5 separate regions of the Homo sapiens genome follow, and all the other regions are linked to region 1. The links are chromatin contacts, found by Hi-C or POLR2A ChIA-PET in ENCODE. All regions are on one chromosome and are shown on one strand. Each heading gives the region's core, a stretch centred on a gene start or an enhancer-like site at or near the end of the contact. The rest is flanking DNA. Distances are from core to core; before and after follow the strand shown.

Region 1 (2,700 bases), core at 161-2,660:
ACTAGGGAAAGATCTGCTTCCAAGGACCCTCAATGTGTTGGCAAAATTCATTCCTTTGTGGCCATATGACTAAACTCCTTACAGGAGAGTCTCTCTTCCAGTTCAAATTTCTTCTAATCTCTTTTAAGTACTCACTTGATTCGGTCAGGCCGACTCAAGTTAATCTCTCTTTTTATTAATTCAATGTCTGCTGATTAGGGACCTTAATTACATCTGCAAAATCTCTTCTGCGATATTACATAATATAATCATGTGAGTGATGCATAGCCCATCATATTTACAAGTCTTGTTCACGCTGAAAGAGGGCATAATACAGGGCATGAACACGAAGGGGTGGGAATATTGGAGGTCATCCTAGAATTCTGCCTACTTTTGCCCTTTACTCATTGCGTCCCTGTTTCTGTTGAGGAAAATACTCCATTTTCAAGACTGTTATAAGGCCTATATATGCACTTTTCATTCATTAAAGAAAAGTATCACCATGCATTCTGAAACTGTTATTCTTTGAGCTCCACTGTAATCTAGCCCTTGTCCTAAGTCCCTGTTCACTCTGAAAGCTTATGATAGGAAAGGCTGATGCACCTCCCTGTTAACTGCATGTTTACCACACTCCGGCCATAAATTGCTTTTAAATATTTTGCCACATAGTTGGGATTTCTGTCTCACCATGTAATGTGATTCCCGAAGCAGCTGAAGGGGCTGCTTTCCAGGGGACCTATCTAGAGACCCGCACTCAGCAGATCTGGGGCCTTTCTCTCTGTCTGTAACCAGCCCTCCTAGGCATCAGAGCATGTTAAACACACCCCCAAATGGTGGAGTGACAGACACTGGTGGTACCTGAGATCTTAGGTGGTAGACAGGTAGTGCCATTTTTAATTGAGAATTTATTTTGATGTGTCTTAGAAAAAATATACCTATTCAAACTCATGGTTTTAGGGCATAAGCAAAGCTAAAAGAGATTTAAGGTATTTTTTAAAGTGAGTTGATTTGAGGAAAACATTAAATAGATAATACAAGTGGCTAGAATATGGTGAAAGTGATGACAGTGTTACTGCAGTTAGGGAAACGTCTGCATCTAGGAAATTGGTAAGTGACCAACTACTGAATGAACTAGTGAATTCGGTGACTATTGAATAAATTATGTTAAGTGAATCAGACTCCAAGAACCCATTCGGTCTTACGAACGTCTACAGAAGCCCACCACGTGCCATCAGTTGGGCGTGAGCTACACACCCATTAAAGCACGTCTCAAACCACACTCCAGCTACCTGGCGCGCAGCGCGATAGTGTGTGCAGTGTGGGTGGAGCCTTCCGAGGGCGTGGCCAATCCACCTGCGGCCTGCGGTGGGGGCGTGGCTGGAGAGGGGCGGGCCCTCGCGACGGAAGGCGGAAGTGCTGTAGAGTCATGTGACTCGAGTAACATGGCCGCTGTCTCGTGAGTCCCGCTAGTGCCGGGCGGGAGTTGTTAAGCGGCCAGGGTCAGGTGTGCTGGAGCGGGGTCCGGGCCCGGGTTCCAGGGCGAGGCGGCGGAGCGTGGCAGGCAAGCCTAGAGCGGCGTGGTCCATGCGCCGGCGCCGGGGGCAGAGCGGAGCCGCAGACTCCCCTGGCCCCGGCGCGGCCCCGGCAGCCGCGGGCTAAGGAGTCGCGAGGTTCCCCCAGCTGCCACCATGAACCCCGAGAAGGATTTCGCGCCGCTCACGCCTAACATCGTGCGCGCCCTCAATGACAAGCTGTACGAAAAGCGGAAGGTGGCAGCGCTGGAGATCGAGAAGTAAGAGCCGCCAGGACCCCTCCCTGGCTATGCAGCCCCTGACTGCTCTGCTCCCCAGGGGGACTTCTCACGCCTTCCCAGCCAGGGTTACTTTCCCAGGTTTTAGGCCCTTACCTTAGCGCAGTGTTTAAGAGCAGATTGGGAGCCATATCTGGGAGTCCCTGCTTTACTCCTGACTGGCTGTGTGATTTGGTCCCAGCTTTTTAACCTCCCGGTGCCACAAAGGGCTGCAGTGAGAATGAAGTGACATCATGTATGGGTAGTGCTTTGCACAGTGCATGGCACATGGTGAGTCTTCGGTGCGGTGCCACCCAAACCAGCAAATCAGAGAGTTGTCTCTGTGGTGAGAGAGAAGTCAGAAGCCGGAGAATTTGCAGGTGATGCTGACCAGCCTGGTTTCTTACCCAGCTTCTGAGAAGTGAAGGAGATTGTTAGTGACCAAGTAGAGAAATCAGGTCGGAAAACTCGTGATCTCAAGGCTCAGAGAGTTTTTTGTTTTATCTGTGTTATAACACCCTTCCCTGCAAGTGGAAGTAGAAATAATTTGACCTTTCTTGCTTCTGCAGTCTTGTTACATGTATGTGTAACAATGATCTGATATTTTACTTTATTTCCCAATGTACAAAACAGCGAAAGTTTAACTGGGGATGTTTTATTTATTTTTTTTTCTGCAGTATTATTTTACTTTTGTGGGTTTTTTCCCAGTCACATTTTAGTGTTAAAGTCAAGTGAGTGAGTGATTTCAGAAAATTGGAAAGAAGCAGGCTGTGAAACTGGAAGAATACCAGTCTGCGAGTCAGAAAAGGTGAATTGTATTTCTGTTCTGTCCAGTAGAGTAGCCGTTGGCCGTGCGTAGCTATTATAAATTTAAATTATTAAAGATTAAACTTTAGTTTCTCAGTCACACTACCCGTATTTCAAGTGTTCAA
Region 2 (2,700 bases), core at 10-2,509, 1.1 Mb before region 1:
CACGCTGTTCTCCAACTCCCAAGCTCAAGTGATCATCCCACCTAGCCCTCCCCAAGTACTGGGATTACAGGGGTGAGCCACCACATCTGGCCAGTTTTATCTTCTAATGACTATTACCAAGTCCCCCTATCCCAGAAGTTCTGAGGAAGCAAATTTCCCACAAACTATTGGCTTGTAGGTACAAAAGCCAAAAGGCTTCTACTGGGAAAGGAGAGGGAAATATATACATATATATTTCAACTATTATTAAATTAGAAAAATACAGACATAGGAAGGGTATAGATAAAACAAGATTAGGCATGAGTTGATCGTGTTTGAAGCTGGATGAGAGAATTCATTATACTCCTGTCTGCTTGAAATTTTCCATAATAAAAAGTTAAAATATTACACATAATTTTAAAATTCAAGTTTCCCCTAAAGATCTAAGACCAGACTTTAAGTTTACTACGACAGACAGTGTCTTTTGTAATTAACCTACAGCTCCTGGGTCCCGACCCTCCTCAAAGTTTATGCTGTTGAGTTCCAAGAGGTCACCTCCAGCACCCCGGAAGAAGAGCACCGAGAAAAACAAAGAGGAGAGGCGCAAGGATCCTTCCAAGACCTCTCACTACACACGCAGGGATCCGAGAAAGCGGGCAGAGGCCGCTCCTTACTTCAGCGAAAGAAATTGTAATTTTCTCAGGCCAAAGTGGACCCAAGTCCGTTCCCCCAACCCAGGAACAAGCCCAGGAGGCCACCCCGCCCGGTGGAAGCGGCCCGGACTGGAGGGCATCCGCCTCTCGCGGCACTGGAAGCTCTGACCTTCCCGAAGTCTCTCCGGGCCAGAAAAGACGGGGTAGGGGTGTCGCCGAGGAGCCCTCGCCGAGGCCGCGGCGTTTCCGCCCCAAGGAAGACACACCTCGGGGCAGGAAGACTAGGGGAAAGTTAAGGGGCTTCGAGGATCCAGGACCAGAGGCCTCCGACCCGCTCGCGGCCCTGCCACGCCCCCCACCCAGGCCTGGGCAGCCTCCTGCGCCGCGGGCCCTCGAGGGCCTGACCTCCGGTCTGACCCCCACTTCCACTATCCTTCCCTTTCTCCTCAGCTGCCCCCTCCGAAGTCGTTTGAATCCCGGGCCCTAGCGCTAACTAGAGACCGCTAAATCAGGAGCGCAGAGAGAAGAGGAAGACAGAGACCTCTGACGCCGAGGATGCCACACTCACCTAACCGAATCCTGCCGTGAACGCAGCAGACACCGACTTCAGGGTTCACCATCCAAAATGGCGACTCCCTCGGCCTCAGCACAACAAGCGCGGGCGGAGGGATCCACGGGGCCGATATAGCCACGCCCTCCTTTCCAGGGATTGGCTGCGCGATCGCCGCTGCCGGGACCCACGCGCTGACTCGGGGCACCCTCCCTCGGTTTCCTTTGGAGTCGGCGCGGCCGGGGACTACTTCCCGCGGCGGGGGCACGGCAGACGTTGGGGGAAGCGCCACGCCGACTGAGTCAGCTGCTGGGGGCATGCCCTTAATTTCGCTCTGGGCGCGGGGAGGCCAGCCACAGCTGTTGATTCTCGGACTCTGCGCCCACGGCCTCACCGCGCCCAGTGCCTTGGTTCCGGATTCTTCCATAACCGGCTGCCAGTACCGCCTCTCTGACGCCGGGAGTTGCTCCCTAAGATCTGCTGCCGCCTTTCGCTGGACTTTCCCCCTGGGTGGAGCGGCCGAGGGGGTTTCGAAGCCTGCGTATCCCTGACTCTTCACCCAGCGCCTCCGTGTCCCTCTACGGGCTCTAAGCGTTCCCCCGCCCCGCTTTTAAGCCGTCCGGTTGCCCTTTGGACCAGCATCGCTCCGGTCTGTGTGGTATAATTCAGTAGTGTTTCCTCAGCACCACAGTCTCTGGCGATTTCCCTAATTTATCTCGGTATTCAGAGAAAACTTTTTCCTTGGTTACCTTTGTTTTTAACTTGAAAACCATTATCGCTGCTTAAGCCTGGAAGGGACCTTCCCAGCACTTTGAGAGGCGGGGCGGGAGGATCGCTTGAGCCCGGGAGTTGCAGACCAGCCTGGACACCATAGTGAAACCGCATCGCTACAAAAAAAAAAAAAAAAAAGTTAAAAATTAGGGGAGCAGCAGTGAGCACTTGTGGTCTCAGCTACTCGGGAGGCTGAGGCAGGAAGATCGCTTGAGCCCAGAAGGTCGCTGCTGCAGTAAACCGTGATCACGTCACAGCACTCCAGCCTAGGCTACAGAAAAAAAGAAAAAGGGCCGGGTGCGGTGGCTCACGCCTGTAATCTCAACATTTTGGGAGGCCGAGGCAGGTGTATCACCTGAAGTCGGTAATTCGAGACCAGCCTGGCCAACACAGAGGAACCCCGTCTCTACTAAAGAGGAAATTACGCATGGTGGCGCAAGCCTGTAATCCCAGCTACTCCGGAGGCTGAGGCAGGAGAATCGCTTGATTCTCGAGTTACAGTGAGCCGAGATCCGGCGATTGCCCTCCAGCCTGGGCAACAAGAGCGAAACGTCTCAAAAAAAAAAAGGGAAAAAAGAAAAAGGGGCCTCCAGAAGGAAGTCATCTGCTCCCTGCTGTGGAGGCTGCATCTAATGCTTGTACCGGGGCAGTCATATGACAAGTAGGAGCTAGCCCTTATCATAAGATGTTGATGTGAATTTAGAAATACTGTATCTTTATAAACGTTTGCAACATTTCAAGATAAAA
Region 3 (2,700 bases), core at 13-2,512, 1.0 Mb before region 1:
CTGAAAACAGAGAAGGCAGTACAGATGAGTGAGTGCTCTGAGAAACTGACTATCCTGTCCAAGTCCTATAGAACACTCTAAGCCTCAACCCAAACCGAATGCAACATTTCTCTCTTAAGATTGGCAAGGTGCAGGTGTACACAAAAGGTGGAAGGATAGGAAAACACAGTGGGAAAACAAATTCCTAATTCCACAAACACATATTATTACACAGTGGCATAAATAATGACTCTTTTCTCCACCAGCAGCTTTAATAACTGAAAAGCAGCTTGCTTTCTTCTTCATTCCCAACAGAAACTGGGGTCACACTTCAATCCCAAAATGATCCTTGCTTTCTGTAACGAAAACTTTAAAGAAAACCTGCCTCCAGGTCACCGAGAAGTTAGCAAACACAGGCTAGTAAAGGGACCGAAAGAGGCAAAAGGTCTGCAGAAAGGAAAACAAAGAGCCAAGCCTGTGCGCCAGGTTCCCACAACGCAAAACACACTTAAGAATCCGAAACCTCCGCCTCTCGAGAACCTCACTGAGCATCTCAAAGGGAAAACGCAGCTTGTGACCCCAACCGAGCTAACAGGCTGTTCAGGAGAGTTGCCAACGCTGCTAGCAGAGCCCGGAACCAAGCTCCTCATCACGCTTGGGTCGGAATCAAGGGGCTGAACCCAGCTGGAGACCCAAATTCTCTGCGGGCGAGAGGTGCGCCCGACAGAAAGGGAGAAGCTTGTCAGAGACTACGGTTATGGCTCCCAGTGGTCCCGCAATCCTTGATCCAACAAGGGTAGGGCTCGAAATTGGGAATTCTGCGTTTAGAGAGTAGGGGGTCCACCCTTCACCAAGGGGGCAGGGGCGAGGCCCTGCAGGCGACGCTTCCTTGTTTGGGGGCCCTTCCCGCCCCACAGACTCGGACACCTTGGCTCGCAGGCACACAGCCTCCGGGGCGCCGGGGCCTGAGGCCACCTTCCAGGACAGGCCAGAGAGAAGCGCGAGGGGGTCTAGGTGCGGCCTCTCCCCTCCGTCTGTCCACGGTTCATGGGCCCCGGCCCGCCGGAGCAACGGGCTCCTGAGGGCCACTTCCTCCGGAGCACCGACCCCAGGCCTGCCTGGCCCCGGCGGCCACCACTTCCAGGGACACTCACCAGCCCATTTCACAGCGCTTCCCAGGATCCACTCACTCGTCCCGGAGCCGCCGCAACCGCGGCCGCCGCCATCCCCGGCCCCGGAGCCGCCCCACACCCAGCGCCCCCCACAGCCGGGCGCCCGGAGATGGCGTCAAGCTCGTCCCGCCCCCGGCGCGGAGAGATTGCGTCACGGCCGGGGTGGGAGAGCAACGCCCAGGACTCCCCGGGAAGGGAGGGTGCCACACTGCCTTCGCGTCGGGCGTTCCCTCTGGTGGGTGAACAAACTCCTCTCCCTGGGACCGGGTCACGTGAATAGGGCTGGGCCCGGCCCCCTCAGCCTGACCCCACAATGACCCCGCAATCTTTCCACCTCAGTAAATTTTGGGGGTTCCCAAACAGAGCCCCGGGGCGTGGTCATCGGCGACCCCCCATTTCCTGGACTTCTTGTCCTGACTTGTGCAGCCCCTTCTGGGGAACTTCGGGGGACCCCGAGGTGACCTAGGCTCAGGAGAAAAGGAGATACCTCTTACCTCTTGGGGACCCAGGTGGAGATAGGAAGTCTTCTTTTTTTCTTTTCTTTCTTTTTTTTGGAGACAGTTTCGCTCTTGTTGCCCAGGCTAGAGTGCAATGGCACGATCTCGGCTCACCCAACCTCCGCCTGCCAGGTTCAAGCAATTCTCCTATCTCAGCCTCCCGAGTAGCTGGGATTACAGGCATGCGCCACCACACCTGGCTAATTTTTTGTATTTTTAGTAGAGACAGGGTTTCTCCTTGCTGGTCAGGCTGGTCTCGAACTCCCGACCTCAGGTGATCCCCACACCTCGGCCTGCCAAAGTGCTGGGATTACAGGCGTGAGCCACCGTGCCAGGTCAATAGGAGCTCTGTAAGTGTTGAGAAGTGGCCCCCGAGGGAGCTAAGAGTGAACCCCACTCAGGATCTAGGGGAAGGTGACAAGGAGTGGAACACCTGAAAGTTTAGAGAGAGCCCGGGGTTTAGTACAGTGAGAAGCAGCTTGGTTTAGTGGAAAGAGGGCTTGACTACTCAGTGAAATATTATTCATTACAAATTAACTAATTATTCATTACAAATTAACTGGTCAACTTCATAGTAACATGAACATCTGATTAACTTAAGTGAAGACAAAAGTGAGCGCCAGTTGAATTTATGTTTGAATAACAACTGTGTTTTTGTTGTTGTTTGTTTTAAAGTATTAGGTTGGTGCAAAAGTAATTGCGGTTTTGGCCACCGAAATGGAGACTTTCAGTTTCTTCAAACTCTGTTCAATAAATAACAATTGGGCCAGGCGCGGTGGCTCACGCCTGCAATCCCAGCACTTTGGGAGGCCAAGGCCGGCGGATCACGAGGTCAGGAGATCGCAGACCATCCTGGCTAACACGGCGAAACCCCGTCTCTACTAAAAATACAGAAAATTAGCCGGGCATGGTGGCGGGCACCTGTACTCCCAGCTACTCGGGAGGCTGAAGCAGGAGAATGGCATGAACCCGGGAGGCAGAGCTTGCAGTGAGCCGAGATCGTGCCACTGCACTCCAGCCTGGGCAATAGAGTGAGACTCCGTCTTAAAAAA
Region 4 (2,700 bases), core at 176-2,675, 1.2 Mb before region 1:
GCAGGAGTCTTGGCCAAAATAAAGATTTGGGTTTTGTTCCCTAAGCCAGGAAATGACATGATTAGATTTGCTTTTAAGGATCCTTCCAAACTGCTAAAGACATGTAGATCAAGTATTCATTGGCTGGGCGCGGTAGCCCACGCCTGTAATCCCACCACTTTGGGAGGCTGAGGCGGGAAGATCCCTTGAGGCCAATAGTTCTAGACCAGCCTGGGCAACACAGTGAGATCCCATCTCTCTCCATTTATTTATTTTAAAAAGAGACTCAGGCCGAGCGCGGTGGCTCACGCCAGTAATCCCAGCACTTTGGGAGGCTCACGAGGTGAGGAGTTCGAGACCAGCCTGACCAACATGGTGAAACTGCAGTCTCTACTAAAAATACCAAAATTAGCCAGTCGTGGTGGCGCGCGCCTGTAATCTCAGCTACGCAGGAGGCCGAGGCAGGAAAATCGGTTGAACCCGGGAGGCGGAGGTTGCAGTGAGCCAAGATCGCGCCACTGCACTCCAGCCTGGGCGACAGCCCAAGACTCCGTCTCAAATAAACATATAAAAAGAAAGTCAAGGTTATTCATTGCCTCCCTTGGAGACTGTACTCCCCCCCACCATGTCAATCAACAAATATCTGAACACCTATTTTTTTTTTTTTTTTTTTTTTTTTTGAGACGGAGTCTCGCTCTGTCGCCCAGGCCGGACTGCGGACTGCAGTGGCGCAATCTCGGCTCACTGCAAGCTCCGCTTCCCGGGTTCACGCCATTCTCCTGCCTCAGCCTCCCGAGTAGCTGGGACTACAGGCGCCCGCCACCGCGCCCGGCTAATTTTTTGTATTTTTAGTAGAGACGGGGTTTCACCTTGTTAGCCAGGATGGTCTCGATCTCCTGACCTCATGATCCACCCGCCTCGGCCTCCCAAAGTGCTGGGATTACAGGCGTGAGCCACCGCGCCCGGCCTCTGAACACCTATTACATACGGGGATACAGCTAAGAACTTTTCACAGAGACCCCCGCCCCTAACAAAACTTTACCTAAAAGGGTTGGGAGCATGTCCTACTCTAGTTTCATTCCCCGTTGGATCCGGCACACAACGCTAGGCGGTCATGTGTTCACTAAGCACCCCTGTGCCAGGCTCAAAAACATGGCCCAGGCGCAGACACTCAGATCAGCACCCACCCAGACCTGCAGGCGCTGTCTGCACACGCCTGACCGAGTCCACGTGCAAATGCACACGCACGAGCATTTGCAGGAGACCCCGGAAACACGCACACGTCCCAGGGGGGCCCACACTCCCGGAGCCGCCTTCGGTCCATGCCTCGCCCGGCCTGACTCTCCGTTCTCGCCCTCCCCGGTCCCTGGTCCCCCATCCACACTGCTCACTCGCGGGACTCACTTTCAGGTGTCTCCACGCCATGCTCCTTCCGTCATTAAGCCCGCCCCTGTCTCCCTTCCATTGGAGGAGATGGTGGCGGCCCCTCTTGTCTCCGCCCCTTAGCCGCCAACCCACCAGTCGCCGGGCAGAAGGGTTGAGAGGACGCCTCCGCGCAGCGGGGAAGGCCCGGCACCACCCCCAGGTTCTGGTTGGGTGCACGTGCGCAGTAGCGGCGGCCACGCCTCTTCCGCCCGCCCTCTCCCAGCCTGCCCGCTTGATCGCCGGCTGTTGGCGGAGATGAGATGCCGCTGCACGGTGTTTGTCCGTACTACCGCAGCCTCGAATCCAAGAGTCCGCGAGCATCAAAACACTGTGTTTCACACCAGAAATATTTGTACAGTTTTTATCACTTTAAAAAATAAATTTTACTGCTGTGTTGATATAAAGATGAATATGTTAATATATAAACTTTTTCAACTTAAAAGTTGATTTTTCTTAAGGTTTTTTAAGGAAATTAAAACATTTTCTTGAGGCCGGGCATGGTGGCTCACGCCTGTAGTCCCAGCACTTTGGGAGGCTGAGGCAGGCAGATCACTTGAGGTCAGGAGTTCGAGACCTGGTCAACACCCAAAACCCCGTGTCTACTAAAAAATAAAATAAAATACAAAAATTAGCCGGGCGTAGTGGCAGGCGCCTGTAATCCCAGGTACTCGGGAGGCTGAGGCAGGAGAATCGCTTGAACCCAGAAGGTGGAGGTTGCAGTGAGCCGAGATAGCACCACTGCACTCCAGCCTGGGCGACAAAGCAAGACTCTGTCTCAAAAACAAACAAAGAAAAATAACCAAAAAAAAAAAATTTCTTGAGATCCTAAAAGTGTCAGAGGCCCTTCCCTGGCCCTGCGCCTGTTGTGCCTCCTGGAGAAAGTGGCCCTGGTTATACCTTGGCATTGTGGTGCAACAGATGTGGAGGTATTTTTTTAAATACTGTTTCTAATCAAGACCCTGAGTGTGCAGGCCCGTTGGAGTGTGGTTTACTGCGGTGATTTTTTTTTTTTTTTTTTTTTTTTTTTGACAGAGTCTTGCTCTGTTGCCCAGGCTGCAGTGCAGTGGCGCGATCTCGGCTCACTACAAGCTCCGCCTCCCGGGTTCACGCCATTCTCCTGCGTCAGCCTCCCGAGTAGCTGGGACTACAGGCGCCCGCAACCATGCCCGGCTCATTGTTTTGTATTTTAGAGACGGGGTTTCACCGTGTTAGCCAGGATGGTACTGCGGTGATTTATGACGACCTAATGTGTCACTTTGTAGTCCTCTGAAGCAATCGTGCCCTCACGAAGAATTT
Region 5 (2,700 bases), core at 148-2,647, 1.9 Mb before region 1:
TTCTTGTCAGATAAATAACAGTTCAACTGACTTTGTTCAGTACAACACTGACATCCAAAGGATACTCGGGTTCATCTGAAGGCCTCTTGGGCTTCTGCTGAGTTGGTTTGATTTTCAAATGGTCTATGTAGGCAGTAAGCTGCTCATGGAACATTCTCTTTTGAAACCCTGGGCATTTTTTGATCTCTTACCCATTTATCAAATCTCATCACATTAAATGGCTCCACAATGCAGGTGGCCTGTGTTTTCCTAAGTGCCTCCTCTTCTTAAGAATGTATTACTCAGTTCATTAATGTTTCATACTTAAGTATTCTGTGTATTTAATTTTTTATTTAATGAAATTTCTAACCTTCAGGCTGACGAATTATTCAGAATGTTTCATCCAAGCTGTTGGAAAAGTGCTCATTAGCAGGGAGTTTTGAAGATGGAATTTTAAGAAAGGGGTTGGCAGGATCCCAAACACATATAGATCTAAGCTTTCATAAATGCTTCCCTACCTTAGCTATGGAGGAAGAAATTGTTGATAAGCAGATAAGTTTTGCTTTAGTTTTTACATTTTAGTGACAATAACAATGATTTCTGTGGTCTGATAAAAGATGTTCGTTTAAAGAGTTATCTGCAGAAAGCTGTGTGGTCACTAATGTTTACTTTCATTGACAAATGAGATCGTCTTGTGTGGGACTATCATCATCAAATGAGACACAACTGAAACTAAAGCAGCCATGCTTACCATTCGGTTTAAAATTTTTAAAATTAAAATAATGCTCCTAACGAAAGGAGTCTCAGCTGAATTAGTTTGAGTGTTGGCATGGACTGGGCTCAAATCACCTGCTCATCTTTAACACCTGCCTTCAGATTTATGGGCGATTAAGAACTTAAGTCTGAGAACCTATGAGACTGTCACAGAAAATAAAATTTCAGTTCTTCGTCCATTAACTGGTTCAGATGAAATTTGGGGTCAGAAACAACCAGAACGTTAAATTTCATTGTAAACTTAAATCGCATTCAATGGTTAAAGACTACAAAATGTATGTAGTGCAGTTAAAAAACCTCACACAGCAAGAGGTTATTGAATGTTTAAAGATCCAAAATTTCAACTTTTTGTGGTTAAGTACAGTTATGTTGGGTAACAAAGTTGACAGCAGGTTTCTGTTACCCCCCTGTTGGAGGAGGAGGAGGCGCTACCACACGCTTACCTTAGGGAAATAACGTGCACTTTATAACCGTTCAGGTAAATCGTTGGGTGAGAAAGAAGAATAAAGGACACAGCCGGTGGAGGGACCCCAGCACACAGTCCCGTGGGTGCTCCGGAGGAAACGGCCGCAGCCCCAAATCTCCTAGTCTCTCTAGCAGGGAGTTTTCCCGCGGAGTCTCGCCTGGCGGCCGGAAGCCACCTCAAGCCGCCCACCCGGAAGCCGTCGTCTTGGCAACTGGGTATCGTCCCACCCCCTTTTCTTAGCAACGCCTATCGCCTTAGACGTCTGAGGTCAGCCGAGCCTCGATTGGTTCCTCTGTCTTTCACTCTGGGAGACGTTTGAGACCCAGCGTCTCTAGATCTCGTATTTGAATTTGTGGCGCTTGGTGTCCGCGAGTTGCCGAATGAAGCTGAGCGTCTCAGTGGAACCAGGGATCTCAGGGGTGAGCGACCGCGAGGGGAGAGCGACGAAAAGGGCGGCCGGAGCTGGAGGGGCGCGGAGTTAAACAAAAAAGGGCGGCCGGAGCTGCAGGGGCGCCGAGTTAAACACGTCATTTCCAGATGGGGGGCTTCAGGCGAGCTGCTTAGCTCCCCTGAGGCAGGCCCTCCGTCTGTTCGCCTTTTCGTAGCCTCTGAGTTTTTCCCTCACGTCGTTTTCCGGCAGTCCCAGAGACGCCACGCCTGCCCCCGTTCTGTTGCCCCTGATGGAAGGCTCCTCTTAACGCTACCTTCCCTCTTTCACAAAATGTCTCTCAGCTTCCTTATTTCGACGTGCTTACACCTCCCCCAAGTATAATTCACTCCCCACTGATGTCTTTGGTAGTTTCATCCTCGTCTTCATCACTAATACTATGAGACACGGGGTGCGTGCACTTGACGATGTAGAAAAATGGTTTTCGCGCAACCTGGTGAGCGTCCCACACCTCACAAATTGAATCCAAAAAATTCCTTATTCATAAAAGATGCTGCTGTCCTACTCTTCCCGACCGGGAATATCATGACGTGGAAAGCAGCAAGTGACAGCGTTTTATAAAGCGCTACAAAAGTAAGCTATTGATGCGTTCACATCGGAAACATAATTGTTTTGTTTTCGGTCGGACCCTCTGGATCCATAGGTTTCGTATTGGGTTTATGGATACTGTTCAGACTTTGAAATGAATAATGCCAAAAGTTACGTTGGAGGACAAACTGAGGATTGATCCCAAGCACAAAAGTAACCACTGATTAAAACCTTCTCTTCATTAACCTTTAGCTTCTTTGTCTATTGTGATACTTCTCCCACCCCGGTGGATTTAATTTCCATTGAGATTTATGAACATTTTAGGAGTTTACAGTCTAAATAGACAGCTTTCCCCACCTCTCCTGTATATGACCATGAAAATCCTCTATTAACTTTCCAGTTTGATAATGCAGTATGAGCTTCTATATGCTTAGCCTCTAGAACAGAGATTCTTTTGGGGGTGGGGGGTCTTAGTCCTGTTTAAGACCCAGAGGAAAACCTTGGA

Evidence for each region. A loop is a pair of places that touch in the nucleus more often than their neighbours do. ChIA-PET counts read pairs that join two places held with the same protein, here RNA polymerase II (POLR2A). Pooled maps may share reads with other maps.
Region 2: a loop to region 1 is called in a pooled map, with 8 times the contacts of the local background. The contact joins the promoter of IST1 here to the promoter of VAC14 in region 1. A Hi-C loop is called at or near these places in 6 of 50 pooled maps. POLR2A ChIA-PET finds 5 or more read pairs at or near these places in 3 of 52 experiments (GM12878, MCF 10A and Panc1).
Region 3: a pooled map shows a loop between it and region 1 (12-fold over the local background). The contact joins the promoter of ATXN1L here to the promoter of VAC14 in region 1. A Hi-C loop is called at or near these places in 1 of 37 single-sample maps with no recorded cell type and 6 of 50 pooled maps. POLR2A ChIA-PET finds 5 or more read pairs at or near these places in 1 of 52 experiments (PC-9).
Region 4: a map of naive thymus-derived CD4-positive, alpha-beta T cell shows a loop between it and region 1 (11-fold over the local background). The contact joins the promoter of DHODH here to the promoter of VAC14 in region 1. A Hi-C loop is called at or near these places in 1 of 168 maps with a recorded cell type or tissue (naive thymus-derived CD4-positive, alpha-beta T cell), 3 of 37 single-sample maps with no recorded cell type and 13 of 50 pooled maps.
Region 5: a map of CD8-positive, alpha-beta T cell shows a loop between it and region 1 (20-fold over the local background). The contact joins the promoter of ZFHX3-AS1 here to the promoter of VAC14 in region 1. A Hi-C loop is called at or near these places in 2 of 168 maps with a recorded cell type or tissue (CD8-positive, alpha-beta T cell and naive thymus-derived CD4-positive, alpha-beta T cell) and 4 of 50 pooled maps.

What each region holds. Positions count from the first base shown.
Region 1 is chr16:70,799,868-70,802,567 of GRCh38, reverse strand. VAC14 (VAC14 component of PIKFYVE complex) reads left to right here and starts at 1,410. Exons shown (of 19, transcript NM_018052.5): 1 at 1,410-1,771. The coding sequence starts at 1,668. HYDIN (HYDIN axonemal central pair apparatus protein) reads left to right here. Exons shown (of 86, transcript NM_001270974.2): 86 at 1-484. RefSeq lists enhancers at 1,375-1,434, 1,102-1,724 and a silencer at 1,515-1,704.
Region 2 is chr16:71,894,090-71,896,789 of GRCh38, reverse strand. IST1 (IST1 factor associated with ESCRT-III) reads right to left here and starts at 1,259. Exons shown (of 10, transcript NM_001270975.2): 1 at 1,201-1,259. It also overlaps a transcript of ZNF821 not described here. RefSeq lists enhancers at 1,002-1,191, 919-1,484, 1,362-1,871.
Region 3 is chr16:71,844,538-71,847,237 of GRCh38, reverse strand. ATXN1L (ataxin 1 like) reads right to left here and starts at 1,262. Exons shown (of 3, transcript NM_001137675.4): 1 at 1,134-1,262. RefSeq lists enhancers at 775-844, 646-1,417, 1,635-1,684, 1,418-2,190 and a silencer at 1,065-1,374.
Region 4 is chr16:72,007,469-72,010,168 of GRCh38, reverse strand. It overlaps DHODH (dihydroorotate dehydrogenase (quinone)), which reads right to left and starts at 1,425. Exons shown (of 9, transcript NM_001361.5): 1 at 1,384-1,425. The coding sequence starts at 1,404. RefSeq lists silencers at 1,431-1,630, 1,574-1,673.
Region 5 is chr16:72,663,830-72,666,529 of GRCh38, reverse strand. It overlaps ZFHX3-AS1 (ZFHX3 antisense RNA 1), which reads right to left and starts at 1,397. Exons shown (of 4, transcript NR_171704.1): 1 at 1,197-1,397. It overlaps LINC01572 (long intergenic non-protein coding RNA 1572), which reads left to right and starts at 1,560. Exons shown (of 14, transcript NR_126330.2): 1 at 1,560-1,638. RefSeq lists enhancers at 1,599-1,658, 1,699-1,818.